Regions from separate parts of the Mus musculus genome. Here region 2 is linked to region 1. Evidence: chromatin contacts called from ENCODE Hi-C data. All regions are on one chromosome and are shown on one strand. Each heading gives the region's core, a stretch centred on a gene start or an enhancer-like site at or near the end of the contact. The rest is flanking DNA. Distances are from core to core; before and after follow the strand shown.

Evidence for each region. Hi-C counts contacts between places; a loop is a spot of excess contacts on that map.
Region 2: a map of T-helper 17 cell shows a loop between it and region 1 (3-fold over the local background). The contact joins the promoter of Maco1 here to the promoter of Pigv in region 1. A Hi-C loop is called at or near these places in 2 of 37 maps with a recorded cell type or tissue (T-helper 17 cell and gastrocnemius).

Annotation. Positions count from the first base shown.
Region 1 is chr4:133,669,782-133,677,039 of GRCm38, reverse strand. It overlaps Pigv (phosphatidylinositol glycan anchor biosynthesis, class V), which reads left to right and starts at 4,393. Exons shown (of 4, transcript NM_178698.5): 1 at 4,393-4,721; 2 at 7,180-7,258. The coding sequence starts at 7,225.
Region 2 is chr4:134,848,810-134,855,471 of GRCm38, reverse strand. Maco1 (macoilin 1) reads left to right here and starts at 2,127. Exons shown (of 11, transcript NM_025382.6): 1 at 2,127-2,434. The coding sequence starts at 2,355.

The sequences.
Region 1 (7,258 bases), core at 3,144-5,643:
GTCCAGCATAGATACTGAGGGCCAATAATGACCAGGTTCAGTTCCCAGCACCTCCGTGGCTGCTTACTAATATTTCTAACTGCAGTCCCAGGGGGTCTTATGCCCTTTTCTGGCCTCCATGGGCACTAAACACAAATGCAGGCAAAAACACTCATACACATTTTTTTTTAACTCCCTTCTCTCCCTCCCGTCTCGCTTTCCTTTCTACCCAGTTTCATACTTCCCTGCCATCTTCCACTGAAATATAAACAGAGCTTGTGAGGCTCGCTGTTGCATCCCTTTCTGACATACATCCTAGCATACTGCATCAACTTAGTAATAACTAGCTGAGTGGCATCATAGCAAAGAAGCAGTTGCTTTTTAGATCAGTCTTGTAATACCCCTTTCTGTGCATCCCTTCTATCATTCCTTCCTTTAGGAAAGTGGAGAAAATTAAGGTTCAGATTTTTTTTTTCTGGAATAATCAGAGATACTAACAAAAGGTGAGTGTAGATACTTGGTGAGACCTGAGACCGTTTTTTTGTTTTGTTTTTTTATCTGTTACACACCTGTCAGCTGGACAAAATAGATGGCAAATAGTCCTACAACACCCTTGTGTCTCTGAGGTAAGTGCAAAACAAGGCCCTCTGACCAAGGTCCAAGTTTTTCCCAGCAAGTGGCACACCACACTTACTCCATCCACAGATTGCCACTGGGAGGTTGGTTTCTATTGTCTTTGGCATGAGACAAAAGTGTCTCAAGAATTTTAGTCAAGTGCTCGTCAGACTTGATGTAGCTGTTAACAGAGTCGTCAGGGGCAAGCATGGGAAATGAGTACTTAGTGAAGAAGAAATCTTTGACAACCAAGATGCTTTCTCATTTTAAAGGGGGCGAGGAAGGGGCTTTTCGTATCTTACTTAGTAATTGCAGTAGCTATTTTTGTTATGGAGCTCTCAAGCTCCCACTTCCCAGTCTAGAAAGTGCATTTCTGGGCTGTGTGTGGAGCATTACCTAGGAGTTCTGTTTCCTGGGCTCCTTTCATCTGCTCTCTGGCAATTCTGGGGGCCGCCTAGCCCAGTCTCCAGTTTCTGACGGGAGCCACTGGGAGAGAGGACTGCTGACCAGCGAGCTGTGAGTAATTGGCTTTTGAGAAGTAAATAGAACCCGGCCAGTAGAGAACCCGGGGTGTGGCTAGTAGTTCTTTTCCCAGGCTCCTCCCTCCCACCCCCACCCCCAAATGACCTTAACCTTCTTTCAGAGCTGGACAGCAGCCAAGCCCTGCCTAAACAATACTCTGAAGCTCATTGGCTCCTTTGCTTGGCAGCCACTGCCACCCCCAAGGGGCTAAGGCCTTCCCACCATGTCTCAGTGAAGTCAAGTTTCCTAACTGTTCAAAGGCAAACCCTAAAGGGAGGGTTTCAGTAACAGGAGCATAGATTTTGAAGCATCCATGTTTGGTACCTGCACCTGGAGACAGGGAAGATTCTTAGTACTCTGCAGTGGGTGAACATCTTCAAGTGACATGGCAGAGGTCACACATGGATCCTTTGGGTAAAGGTCTGAGACCCTAATTGGTGTCATCCTGATGTCAGGATGGCTACATATAAACACCACCCTTGGAAACTATCAGATGATTTTTTTATGATGAGTGAAGAGAAGTGTCAAGTTCTGGAAAGGCATAGCTTCTGTTCATCACGAGCCTTAGACTAAACCCGCTCACTGTAGATGGTAAGGAACCCGAGGGTGGCCAGGCAGTGGTGGCTCAAGTCTTCAATCCCAGCACCCAGTAGGCAGAGGCAGGCAGATCTCTGAGTTCCAGGCCAGTTTAAGGTACACAGTAAGACTCTTCTTTTTTTGTTGTTTTGGTTTTGGTTTTGATTTGGGTTGGTTTTGGTTTTTCAAGACAGGGTTTCTCTGTATAGCCCTCGCTGTCCTGGATCTCACTTTGTAGACCAAGCTGGCCTCGAACTCAGAAATTCGCCTGCCTATGCCTCACAAGTACTGAGATTAAAGGTGTGCACCACCACTGCCCAGCTACTCTTCTTAATAATATATTAATTGAGCCAACTTGGAAAGCTGGGACCTGACTTCAAGACATTTGTGACCTTAGGCAAGGCACTTCTCTTTAGCGAGCCTTAATTCCCTTGTCTGTAAAATATGGCATCAAGTTAAAAATCAAGTGAAACTAATTTATACAGCAGTCTAGGACAAATGGTCTGTCTCATACTCCCTGTCCAGACTGGCAAGTGCTCTAACACTTAGGTGAAAGATTGCCCTGGTCTTCCATTATATACAGGGGCTAATTTTCCAAAAGAGGAAAACAAATGTCATGGGCAGGATGAAGCAGATGGTGACAACATGCAAGGCACAGACAGACCAGGGTGGTGGATGCCGGTGGGTGGATAGAGTTTGTCCCTGAAGCCAAAGGGTAGCCTGCTGTGATAATGTTTCGGGCAAGAAGATCAGCAAATGCAGAGGCAGGCAAATTTCAAGGACAAAAATGGTGTCATCGTCTTGAATGTTAGGTTTCTAGAACGCGCATTGCTTGCACAAATCAGCTTAGGGTTCTGTTGGTGAACCTCGCCTGATGGTGTAGGGTATTTCCTTCCTAATGCCAGGTGGAAGATGTACTTTCAGGAGCCCGGGGACATGGCTGGCTGTCTTCCTTGCCTTCCTGGTGGCTCAGCAGGCTCCGTTTTTTAACTGTAGACTCTAAAGGCAAACTGCTTAGCACTGTCTCTCTCACCTCTCACAGCCTTGGAGCCCTACACACCCCTCCCATCCCATCCTGCCACCTTCCAGTCCAAAAAGCCAGAGTGTCAGGGCTTTGAGAGCACAAGATTCAGTTTCCTTTTTTTTTTTTTTTTTTTTCTTCTGTAGGAGAAGAAGCCAGAAAATGAAACGGGAAACAGCAGAAGAGAAGGGGGTTGGGCGGCTGGGAAGGGAAGGGAAGGAAGGAGAGATTGCAGCCAAGTGCGACTGAAGATCTAGTCAAAGTTCTACCTCCTAAGGAAGGGTGTTTCAACAAACACTCTCACTTCTCACAAAAGGACCCCTGCCTTTTTTACAAGCAGATTCTGCAGGGATTCTTTATTGGACAGACAGAACCTCGAGCTTGCATGCCATTTTCCCCTGTGAATTCACGAAGCAAGGATGGTTTCTTTAAGGTCAGGGTGCTGCGAAGACTGTAAGAAAGTCAAGTCACAACCTCGGGCCCTAGTCACAAGTGTGCCTAGAGAGGCACTGACATTTCACTCACAGGACTGGCAACAAATGCTTTCGGGGGGCGGGGGGGGGAGGAAAAATGACTTTGGAAACTCCTGTTTTCTCTTTACCAGTCATTAAATTATACATTATCCACCTTACACGCAAACATCCAAGGGGCAGTTGACATCCCAGGGCCTGAGATGATAGACAGACACAGCTTCTGGCCCCCACCGAACTGATGAAGGCTAGTTTTTTTTGTTTTTTTTGTTTTTTTTTTTTGCTTGGAGAGATAGAGACCCATCTCTTTGTTCCCACCCACATTTGTGGCTGTTGCAGAAGATAAACCCCTCCCTCAGCCAGGGCTGTGGCCAGAGGTTAACCTAGACCCAAGCTACGTTTGAGAGGACAGATAACTGAAACCACACAAGGCTTTGGAATCCTGAGAAACGAGAAATCTACCAACGGAGAAGGATTTACTATCTGTTTCCTCTAAGGCGGGTGCAAAGTTGTTCTAACAGTTTCCGTTAGTTACAGGGGTACCAACTGGCCGCTCCTCCCCAACAGGCGGTTTTGTTCAATTAGCTTCCTTTTTTTTTTTTTTTTTTTTTTTCTTTTTCTTTTTTTTGGCGCCAGTTCCTGCGACAGAAACTGCTTGAGGGAGAATCCTCGGGGGTGTTCTCTGAGGTTTCCTTCCTCGTCCCATACAGTCATCTGAGGTGGGACAGAGGACTGTCGCAGGGCAGAGGTCCTTCATTGCCAGGAGGGGAAAGGCAGGGGGAATTCCCCTACTTTCTTCTCATCCAGTTGCAGGGTACCGCTGCTTGCCACAAAAACCCCAAGAAGGCTTTCTTTTGCCTATTCATATTGTCTATCGTGTGCCAGGTCCTGTGCTGAGCTGGGGTGGCGGAACACCGAGAGAACGCGTGGCTCTGGGGCAGCGCCCGGGTCCAGCCTCGGCTCACACCGGGAAGTCAGAGGCTGCTCACGGCAGGGGACTGGGGTGAGAGCCCCGACCCGGGAGCGCAGCGCCCGCGCACAAACTGCTGGCGAGTCAAGAGGCCTACTCCTCAGGTGTCACCACGCCGGGAAGGTGCGACTCACCGCCGCCGCCTCGGCCCCCGCCCTAGCTGGGGTCAACATGGCCGCCGAGGAGGGGGGCGGGGCGCTCCGAGTCCGGGCAGGAGCGGGGCGGGGCCGCCGTCGGCCGAGCCGGCGCGCAGGCGCGGCACGGACGGGACCCGGATGGAGGCGCTGAAGTTGGAGCTCCGCGGGGGTGGTCTGGACGCGCGGGCGCGGAGGATCCGGCGCCAGCTCTGCAACTCTGGAGTCCTCCGGGGAGGGAAGCTGTCAAACGCAGGCCGAGAGAAATTAGGCGGAGGCTGTAGAGAAGCGAGGAGCCCCGCCCCTCCGCCATAGCAGCCTCCGGCGCCGCCTCTTCCTTTGCAGCCTCCGGCCCTCGTCTGCTTCCGGCCCCGTTGCCTGGCCCGGCCCCGCGATTCCCCCGGGACGAAGCCCTGGGCCGTGGCTCCCTTGGGGTGAGGGTCACTGTCCCGTCCTGGGTAGGAACTGTGTCCGAAAAGAGCAGGCTGGAACGGGCTCCCAGTATGGCAGGGCTTAGCAGAAGGAGGCGGCTCGCTCCACGTTGCCTCTGGGTCATAACGCAGCACCCATTTGAGAGTATTAGCCTTCCGCAGAAAATCCAGGACTCCAGTTCAACAGATCTTTCCCAGTTAGGGCCCATCACCATAAGCTTCCAGCAACAACATGTGCTACAGTTGGAGAAAGTTCTGGGCTAAGCCTTGGATGTCCTGGCTGGACAAGGAATGCATACCCTTTGTTTATGGCAAAAAGCTCTCCTGACTGTGGACATAGGTTTTAGAAAGCAGTGCGTGAGGAGCTTTAAGTGGTGGGCGTGTCACTTGGCTCCAGTGAGCCTCAGTTTTCACATCCATAAAATGGCGATGGTAATTACACAGTCTTACTGGTGTCTAATGAGATCTCTGGAGCCTATTTCACGGGTAAATTAAAGAAAAATGAAACTGGTTGGTTCTAAGCATCCGGCCAGTTAAGAGTCTGATTTGGCAAGGGGCTTCTTTCAAAGGGGTGTTGGCAAAATAGCTAGAGAGATAATTGACTGTCTTGATTTTACTTTGTTTAACTTGAGTGTGGGTTGCATCTCCTGTGGCCACTGATGCCAGAGTTTGAAAGAGGGAAGGACTGAGAATCAAGATGCAGAGGTGGATTCAGTACTTTTCCTCTCTCTGCCTCCTTTGTGCGTGCGGATTGGAGGCCAGGGAAAAGAGAGGGAGGGAGGGAGAGATTGATTGAGTTTGAGTTGGGTGTCCATGTTTCTGTCATTTATTTGGGTTTAGTGAATCCAGTGTTGGAGATATCGTGGGTAGTCAGAAAATGCTGTTTCCTGCGGCTTAACTTTAAACTGAATTGTCCTAAATAAACCGACATGGAGTTGGGAGGTGAGGGGGCCTCCTTTTCTCCCGGTCTCCTGGTGATGAAGTAAGCAGCAGGCGCCCCCTCGTGCCGAGGATGGGGTACTACCGCTATTAACCAGTCTTGTTCCCTTGGCGGAGAATTTTTTCTTTTCTCCCATGCTTTCTGTGACTTTGTCATTTGCTTTTTTTTTTTTTAATTCTATTTTATGTGCATATGTTTATGTATATATGTGTGGAGCTACAGGTGCGCCTTGGCACACCTAAGTGAGGACAGAGAACAACTTTGTGGGAGTGTCTTCTCATCTTCAGCCTATGGGTCACTGTAGTGGCAAGTGCCTTTGCCCGCTGGGCCATCTTGCTTTCTAACCAGAAACACGATGGGAGAAATGCTTGGACCAGTGATCTTAGTTCTAGCGTCAGAAAACTTGACGATTCTCTATCCTGTCCTTGCTACTTCGTGCACTTGGGAGAACAGATGTCTGTTTACATGCTGGGTCCTGGGATATAATAGAGTTAGGAGACAAAGCCCCCGTCCTCATAAGGAACAGATAGGAAGATAAAGATGGCAGAGCATGAGGCAGTGAGAATATAGGGCTGTCTGGTGGGATCAGAAAATTCCAGAAAGCAAGTGTAGCCTAAAAGTTTAGAGGGTGTTAGCCACGTGAGAGAAGAAAGACGGGGCTCTTCCTCTCCTTGCTTAAACACAGTAAGAGCTGTGACTGCTATTAAATTGTGTTTTTAAAGAAATGCCTTGATGTGCATTCTGTGCCTCAGAATGGCACTGGGTTTTTGTATGAGTTTGCCGCCACTCCCGCGGAGATGGGAAATGGCTGTTTACCCCGTCCCGAGTGGTAGACTCTGTCTTCCCCGAGTTTGTTTTAGCAGTGGGAGCTGGCCGGAGTCCTGCTGAGCAGTGGTTTTCTTTTCCTTCTCCACTTAATTTAACAGACCAGCTGAACACACATCAGAGAGTGAAGCTGGCATGTGTAGTAATTACGGGCTTCTAGGATGGTTCTGTGCCCCACTTTGGGGACTCTGGTTTGGGAATTCGCTTATTATTCTGGGCAAAAGGGAAAATGGCACAGGTAAATAATAGCAGCCACGGCATTGACTTGTGCGGTACCTTTTAGTTCAGTCCATTTTACCATGATGACGAGTTGGTGAGATCGGAGGGGTAGAGAATAGTGTCCTGGTTTACACACACAGGACTGACTCTCAGAGGGACTAAGGGAGAACTTGCAAGTGACAAAATTGGGCTTTGAACCCGGGTCTTTGAGTCCTACATAAAAGCATTTCAACGGGCTTTTAAAAGTTCTGTGAGCTTAGCTTTCCAGCTTGTGCTTATCTGTGTGTTACTTACTGACTGGCCTAGAGTGCTTCAAGAGTGACACCCAGTGGTCCAGCTGCCTTCAGGATAGTCTTCCCACCGGGAAGCCAGGTGGCTCTGTTTGCCATGGCCATGTTGAAGTGGGTGATTCCCCTGGAGAAAATGTTATTGATTTGCTTTTGGCCTGTGTGTGACCTTTTCTCCCTTGGGTGTTAGAATTTAGAAGCCGGAGGAAGCTCAGTCCTGGTGGTGAGAGAGAGGATGGGACTCCTGGACCCATCCCAGAAAGAGGTGC
Region 2 (6,662 bases), core at 878-3,377, 1.2 Mb before region 1:
AGGGAAGAGCAAACTGGTAGCTGGGTTTAAAACAGAGCACGTAAGCCTGCATGGTGGCACACACCCTTAATCCTAGCACAATGGGAGGCAGCAGAAGGTAGATCGCTGTGAGGTTGAGGCCAGTCTGGTGTATAAAGCAAGTTTCAGGGCAGCCAGAGCTACAGAGAAACCCTATCTTGAAAATCAAAGAAATACACACACACACACACACACACACACACACACACACACAGAGAGAGAGAGAGAGAGAGAGAGAGAGAGAGAGAGAGAGAGAGAGAGAGAGAGAGAGAAATATGATCCTGGTGTATAGACCAAGTTACAGGTCAGCCAAGGCAAAGCAAGAAACCTTGTCTCAAACCAACCAACCAACTCAAAAGGATTGCTTGCTTGAGTGGCTCACAAGAGGAGAGTAAGTTCCCATGCTAAGACTCTGGGTACCATCAACACTGGGTTTCCCTTCCAGGTACCAGGGAAATCTTTGAAGGCACTGATGGGAACTTAAGAGCTTTGGAGTGATGTTGACTAAGATGGGTGACCACTGGCCAGGAGAGGTGCCTGTGGTCCCAGGGCAAATCAAGATGGCATCGAGTTACTGGACATATAAAAAAGTAAAAGTGTGCTAGATGACTGGGGACTCTAGTTACTGAGGGGGTGAGGTGGCAATGCCACTTGCTAGGGCATTCTGCAACCTCTTAAAGAAATCTTTATAAAAGGTTGTAACAACACGTAAAACGAAGACTCTGATATGAAACCAAATGTCTACTATGTGCTCGATTCTATTTTATAGAAATAATAACAACTAAGCAAGAAAATTGTGTAAGACATACACTAAAATGCTTCTGCCAGTAGTCAGGAGCCACCAGTGATTTGCTTCCTATGGCTACTTTCCCACACTTCCCCGGTTTTGCTATTTATTTATTTATTTATTTATTTATTATTTGTTTGTTTATATAAATTGTTGGTACATGTTACAGCCTTGGCGGTCTTCACTTCGTAGACCAAGCTGGCCTCGAGCTCAGCGATCCACATGCCTCTGCAGTGCTGGGATCAAAGTGGTGCGCCACCAACAACGCCCGGTAGTCTTTGCCGCTTAAAAACCAAAACCAAACTTATTTAGGAACTGTGTTTGTGTGGGCGTGCGTGTGGGAGGTCAGGCGGCAACTTGTAGGAGTTCCTTCTATCCGCCCACCACGTGGATTCCCGGGTTCGAACTCGGTCCTCAGACTTGGCAGCAAACGCGTTTCCCCGCTGAGCATCTCACTTGTCTTTTTGCCGTTCCGCCCTCACCGGTAAGCTACAGAGCTAGTGGGCGGAAAGAGCAAACGACCGCCTCACGCAGCCTCTGAGGCCGGGGAGGAGCCCGCGGAACCCTCAGCCTGCGCAAACCTGCGGACGTGGAGCCCGGCCACGCCGCCGCACACGCCCCCGGCAGCCCCGCGCGGCGTCGCGCGCACCCGAGGGGCCGCCCCTCTCTGGTGACGCGAACCAGGGGCGGACCCGCACAGGCCCCGCCCCACCACCTCCGATTGGTCGGCGCGCTGTCACCACGTCGCGGGAAGCTGGCAGGGTGTGTGTGAGTGTGTGTGTATGTGTGTGTGGTTTGCTTTGTCATTCGTGGCCCGGCTGACGCGGCCGGTATGGCTGCGTGCTCGGCTGCCCGCAGAAGGGGCCGCGGCGGCGCTCCCGGGACGCCCTCTTACATAAGGACGCGGCTGACTGAAGCACATGTCAGCGCAAGGTCCCCACACGCAGCGCACCACGCCGTTCGGTTCTCACACGCCAGGCGGGAGCCCGCGGCGCCGCGCCACACGGTGTACGCCGACGTGGGCCTCCCCACGGCGAGACGCAGCCCAATAACCGCGAAGCGTACCTTCGCAACAAGGCATAATATAGGATGTTATATTTATAGGGCCTATTTATAAGCCTCTATTTAACTCTTTTCTGATAGGCCCGGCCACGCGTCTAGGCCTTATCCTGATTGGTGTGTCCTTCTGTCCTTCAAAAAGGCGGGCTTAAGGGTCCGTGTTGCCTCAGCGGGCACCGGGATTGGCCGTGCGCGGCGCGGCGGCGCCTTCGATTGGCTATGCGGGCCGTCCGTCGCGGCAAAGGAGGCGGGGCGGGCGGCTGGCTGGTGCGGGGCGGGCGGGCCCCGGAATTGTCATTTCTTTGTTTCCGAAGGCGGAGGAGGCTCGGCGCCCCCCTCCTGGCCCCCTCCCCCCCGGTGCTGGCTCCATGTCTGTGTGACCGGCCGCAGGGGTAGGATTCAGGCCCGACGCGGGGCGGGCGGGCGACGGCGGCTGAGGTGAGAGGCGGCGGCGGCGGCGCGGCTCGGGCACCGGCCCCCCAGCGGGAGGATGAAGCGGCGGAACGCCGACTGCAGTAAGCTCCGCCGCCCCCTGAAGCGGAACCGGATCACCGAGGGTATCTACGGCAGGTGAGCGGCGGTGCCGGGCGTGGGCCAGCGGGTCCCGGGCGCCGCTCGGAAGGGGCCCGGCCCCGTTATGTAACCCCCCGACTAGGCCGCATGCCCGCGCCGGGGGCTCTCCTGAGGCGCGCCGCCCGCGGAGCGCCGGGCCAGCCAGCCAGCCGAGGGTCCGCCCCGGGCCACGGGGTGTGGCGAGGGCCAGGCGGAGGGCGCGGCGGGCGCGGGCGGGAGCCACGGGGCCGCCGTTGGCGGTGGTGTGTCGGGGGGAGGGGCGGCACCCCCGCGGCCCGGAGCCCAGAAGCCCGGGGGTCCCCAGCAGGCTGTGCGCTCGGTCCCCTACCGAGCCCGGGTCACGCTGGGCTCGGGGGTTGGCTGCCCGAGGCTCGTGGACGCGTGCGGCCGGGCGAGCGAGCCGCCAAAGTTAGGAGCTGCCAGGGGCGCGGGACCCTCGGGCTCGGGGCGGGGCCACGCCGGCTACTCTTCTGCGCTCTGCTGCCTCACGGGGTCCCCACCTTGGCTCGGAGCGCCCAAGGCTGATACCCCCAGATCGTGCCGGTGACACCGCTCCAGACCGCGGCTTTTCTCAGTTCCTCAGCAAACATTCTGACAATTGCAAGCAGATATTTTGCAGGGATTCTCGCCCAACTCAGGTTTGGGGATTTTTTTTTTTTTTTTAAATCCTCTGTTCATGAAGGAAAGTGGTGTCCCTTTAAATAGAAATTGAATCCACTTCTCCTGGACAGAAGGACAACAGGTTCATGGGGCATTTCGGTGACTGTCACAGCTTCCCCAAGCCCAATTTGTGTGCGGAGGTTATTTTCTGGAAATGCCTATTTCCGAGGCGAAGTAATTAGTTTACGACAGAGAGTGCTCAGCATGCGGTTGAAGGCTTTACTTGAGTCCTCTTGGCGCCTTACGGTTTAGGTCTTGCTGTGAATCTTGGAGAAAAATACAGGCGGTAGCTGATGACATCCAAGTTGTAGCATAGCTGTACACCTTACACATGCGGTTGTTTACACGTGTGAAGTGGCTGCCCTCCACAGGCAGGTGACTTACCTAACCATGAAGGGGGATTCTTCAAGTTTAAAAGGAGTAAGAAGTCAAAATCCTAGGCTAGATGATACGTAAGGAGCCACGGATCGCATCCATTCATTCAACAAACGTGAATACTATTTGCTCAACAGTGTTGGAGTCAGTCAGGACACAGCTGTTAGCAAAACCGATGAACATGGTTGTTGAATCAGATGTGACAATAAGTAAAACTGAAAAAGCAAACCCAAAATTTTCTGGCAGATTGAATGGGTGGAGGCAAGCCTGCGTACTATAAATTCTTGAATGAAGGAAGGCTTTTTTCCTTAGCCATTGAAAACATTAGAAGAACTTCCCATTAATAGCAGCGCAAGAATAGAAAATAGAAAAAGTGTGTTAAAGTTGGCAGGTTAGGACCCTGTGGTATTTGAATTTCTATTCACAGTCACAGAAGATGAGCCCCCTCATGACAAGATTGGAAACAGCTGTGTTGTTTGCCTGATTTCTGGTGTATTTTAGCTTTTTTCCTATTTAAACAAACACCTGGTTTATGACTTGTAACTCAGCAGCGGAGCAGTTGACATGGAGTTCCTCTTTTAATGAAGATCTATTGTTATACTAATGGGCCTTACTTAGCCTTTGAATTTCCTTACCCTAAAGGTTAATAGTAAAAACACTACGTCCATCATTCAGTTTCATGTGTAAAACTTCAAAAACCTAATTGGTGCTTCAGCTCTGTCTGCTCTCAGCTCTGTTGGGCTTTCTTTGTTAAATGTCAGTAAAGGAACATAAATATATGTCTACCTGTCTTTTTTGTTTGAGGCAGAGTATTTCAGTTCCCATCTCTGTTTCTTTGTGTTATGGAGTACCGCAATGGGAAAATCATACGGTGTTTTATCCCCTTTCCGTTTTTAAGGACTGTGTTGGAAAACTTCCAATATTTGTTAAGAAAATGGAATGAGTGGGCTAGTTATAAATTAGGACATTTGAGGATTCATGGATATCAAATGTCTGTTGATCATCAAATTAAAGTCTGTATTCAATTCTGTTTCATGCCATCTATTGCCTGTTTTGTTTCTGAACATCTGGCCAATTTCATCTCATTAAAAAGGAGCCCTCTTCCCAAGGGCTGTGTTGACAATTTTGATATCCACTGTCTAGTCTTCTGTTTCATAGCCTAACCTTCCATGGCGTACTGTGTTCACGCTTCTCTTGTGCCTTGGCATGTGTGAGGGAGCTGCTAAGATGAAAAGCACTGGACTGCAGCCTACCAGAGACCTGGGCCAGACTCAAAGTCCCAGCCCTGATGCTTTGGACGAGTAGAACATCCACTACTTTGAAGCTCACTTCTCCCACCCGTTAAATGACCTTTGAAGATATATAAATATACATGTGCATATACAAACACAGTTTGTTGTGGAACTCCTTATAAATTCCAATGCTTTATTCAGACATTTTTTTTACCATATTATTGCTATTATAGCCTATTCTTTAAGGAGGCATGAAAGGCCATTAGATTTGACCCAATCAAAAGCCAAAGTTGACTAATAATAACACGGGACCACTTGCTGCTCAGTGCTGCTTTAAAGCAATGAATCTCAACCTTCCTAAGCTGAGACCCTTCAATACAGTCCCTCATGTTGTGGTGACCCCCAACCGTAAAATTAATTATTCTCGTTGTTACTTCATAACTAATTTTGCTACAATTATGGATCATAATGTAAATACCTGTGCTTTTTGATGTTGATGGTTTTAGGGCACCCCTGTGAAAGGGTCATTTAACCCCCAAAGGGGTTGCAACCCACGAGTTGAGAACCACTGCTCTAAAAATCCTGGTGCTTTAATCATGGGCAGCTATTTCTGAGGTGATTGTCAGAGGAGATCTCTCATTGTCAATATCATAGCTCTGTTGGAATTCTGTTTGAGGGCCAAGATGCTAGGGAGTGTTAATCTGAGGTATTGTATTAATGCTGTATATATGTACATATATATACACACATATATACATATATTACATAGATATGCATATACATATATAACGTGTATACATACATACAGATATGCATATACATTATATATACACACACACTATCTATATCTATATCTATATATATCTATATATATAGTGAGTCCCGGATTCTGGTGGGTTCTTCTGCTCAGACCTGGGGAAGTGCTTCTGGGTCACCGCCGGCTGCCGGCTCTTGGTACAATGAGGAAAGTCCTCCCCCCTCCCCAAAGGGTCGGAGCACTAGGAAGGTTGAGAACCATTGTTTTTTGTTTGTTTTTTTGTTTTTTTTTTTCGAGACAGGGTTTCTCTGTATAGCCCTGGCTGTCATGGAACTCACTCTGTAGACCAGGCTGGCCTTGAATTCAGAAATCTACCTGCCTTTGCCTACCAAGTGCTGGGAATAAAGGCATGCACCACCACTGCCCGGCTTAAAGATTTATTTATTATTATATCTAAGTACACTGTAGCTGTCTTCAGACAGCACCAGAAGAGGGTGTCAGATCTCATTATGGATGTTGTGAGCCACCATGTGGTTGCTGGGATTTGAACTCAGGACCTTCGGAAGAGTAGTCATTGCTCTTAAGAAGAGCAGTCAGTGCTCTTAAACGCTGAGCCATGGATCTCTCCAGCCCCAAGAATCATTGTTTTAAAGCAGCACTGAGCAGCAAGTGACCCCATGTTATGATTAGTCAACTTTGGCTTTTGGTTGGACCAAATCTTATTTCCTTTTATGCTTCCTTAGAGAAATATATATACATATATGTACGTACATACTGTGTGTGTGTGTGTGTGTGTGTATGTATATATATATATATACATACACATACACATATACATATATATATTGTATATGTACAGTACTATATACACAAACATGTCCATCATCTAAAGATCCAAATAGTCTCTCAAAAATGTTATTCCAGTCAAGTTAATAATTAGGATTAAGAGGAAAGAAACAGGGATGGTGTTTTTGTTATTACTAAGAGCTGCCATTAAGTGTAATTAAAAAAAAAAAATAGCTGAGTTACCATAGAACCAAACAGGTAGGCAGTCACTATTCAGGTGTTAAGTGGATAGATAAATACATAAATATAAGCTAATACAGTCTATTCATAGAAAACCTACCTTGTAGAGCTGTGGAAGCTATAGGATAAGACATACGTCTCAATTTTCAGGGATTTACTGTCTAGTAGGCCGAAG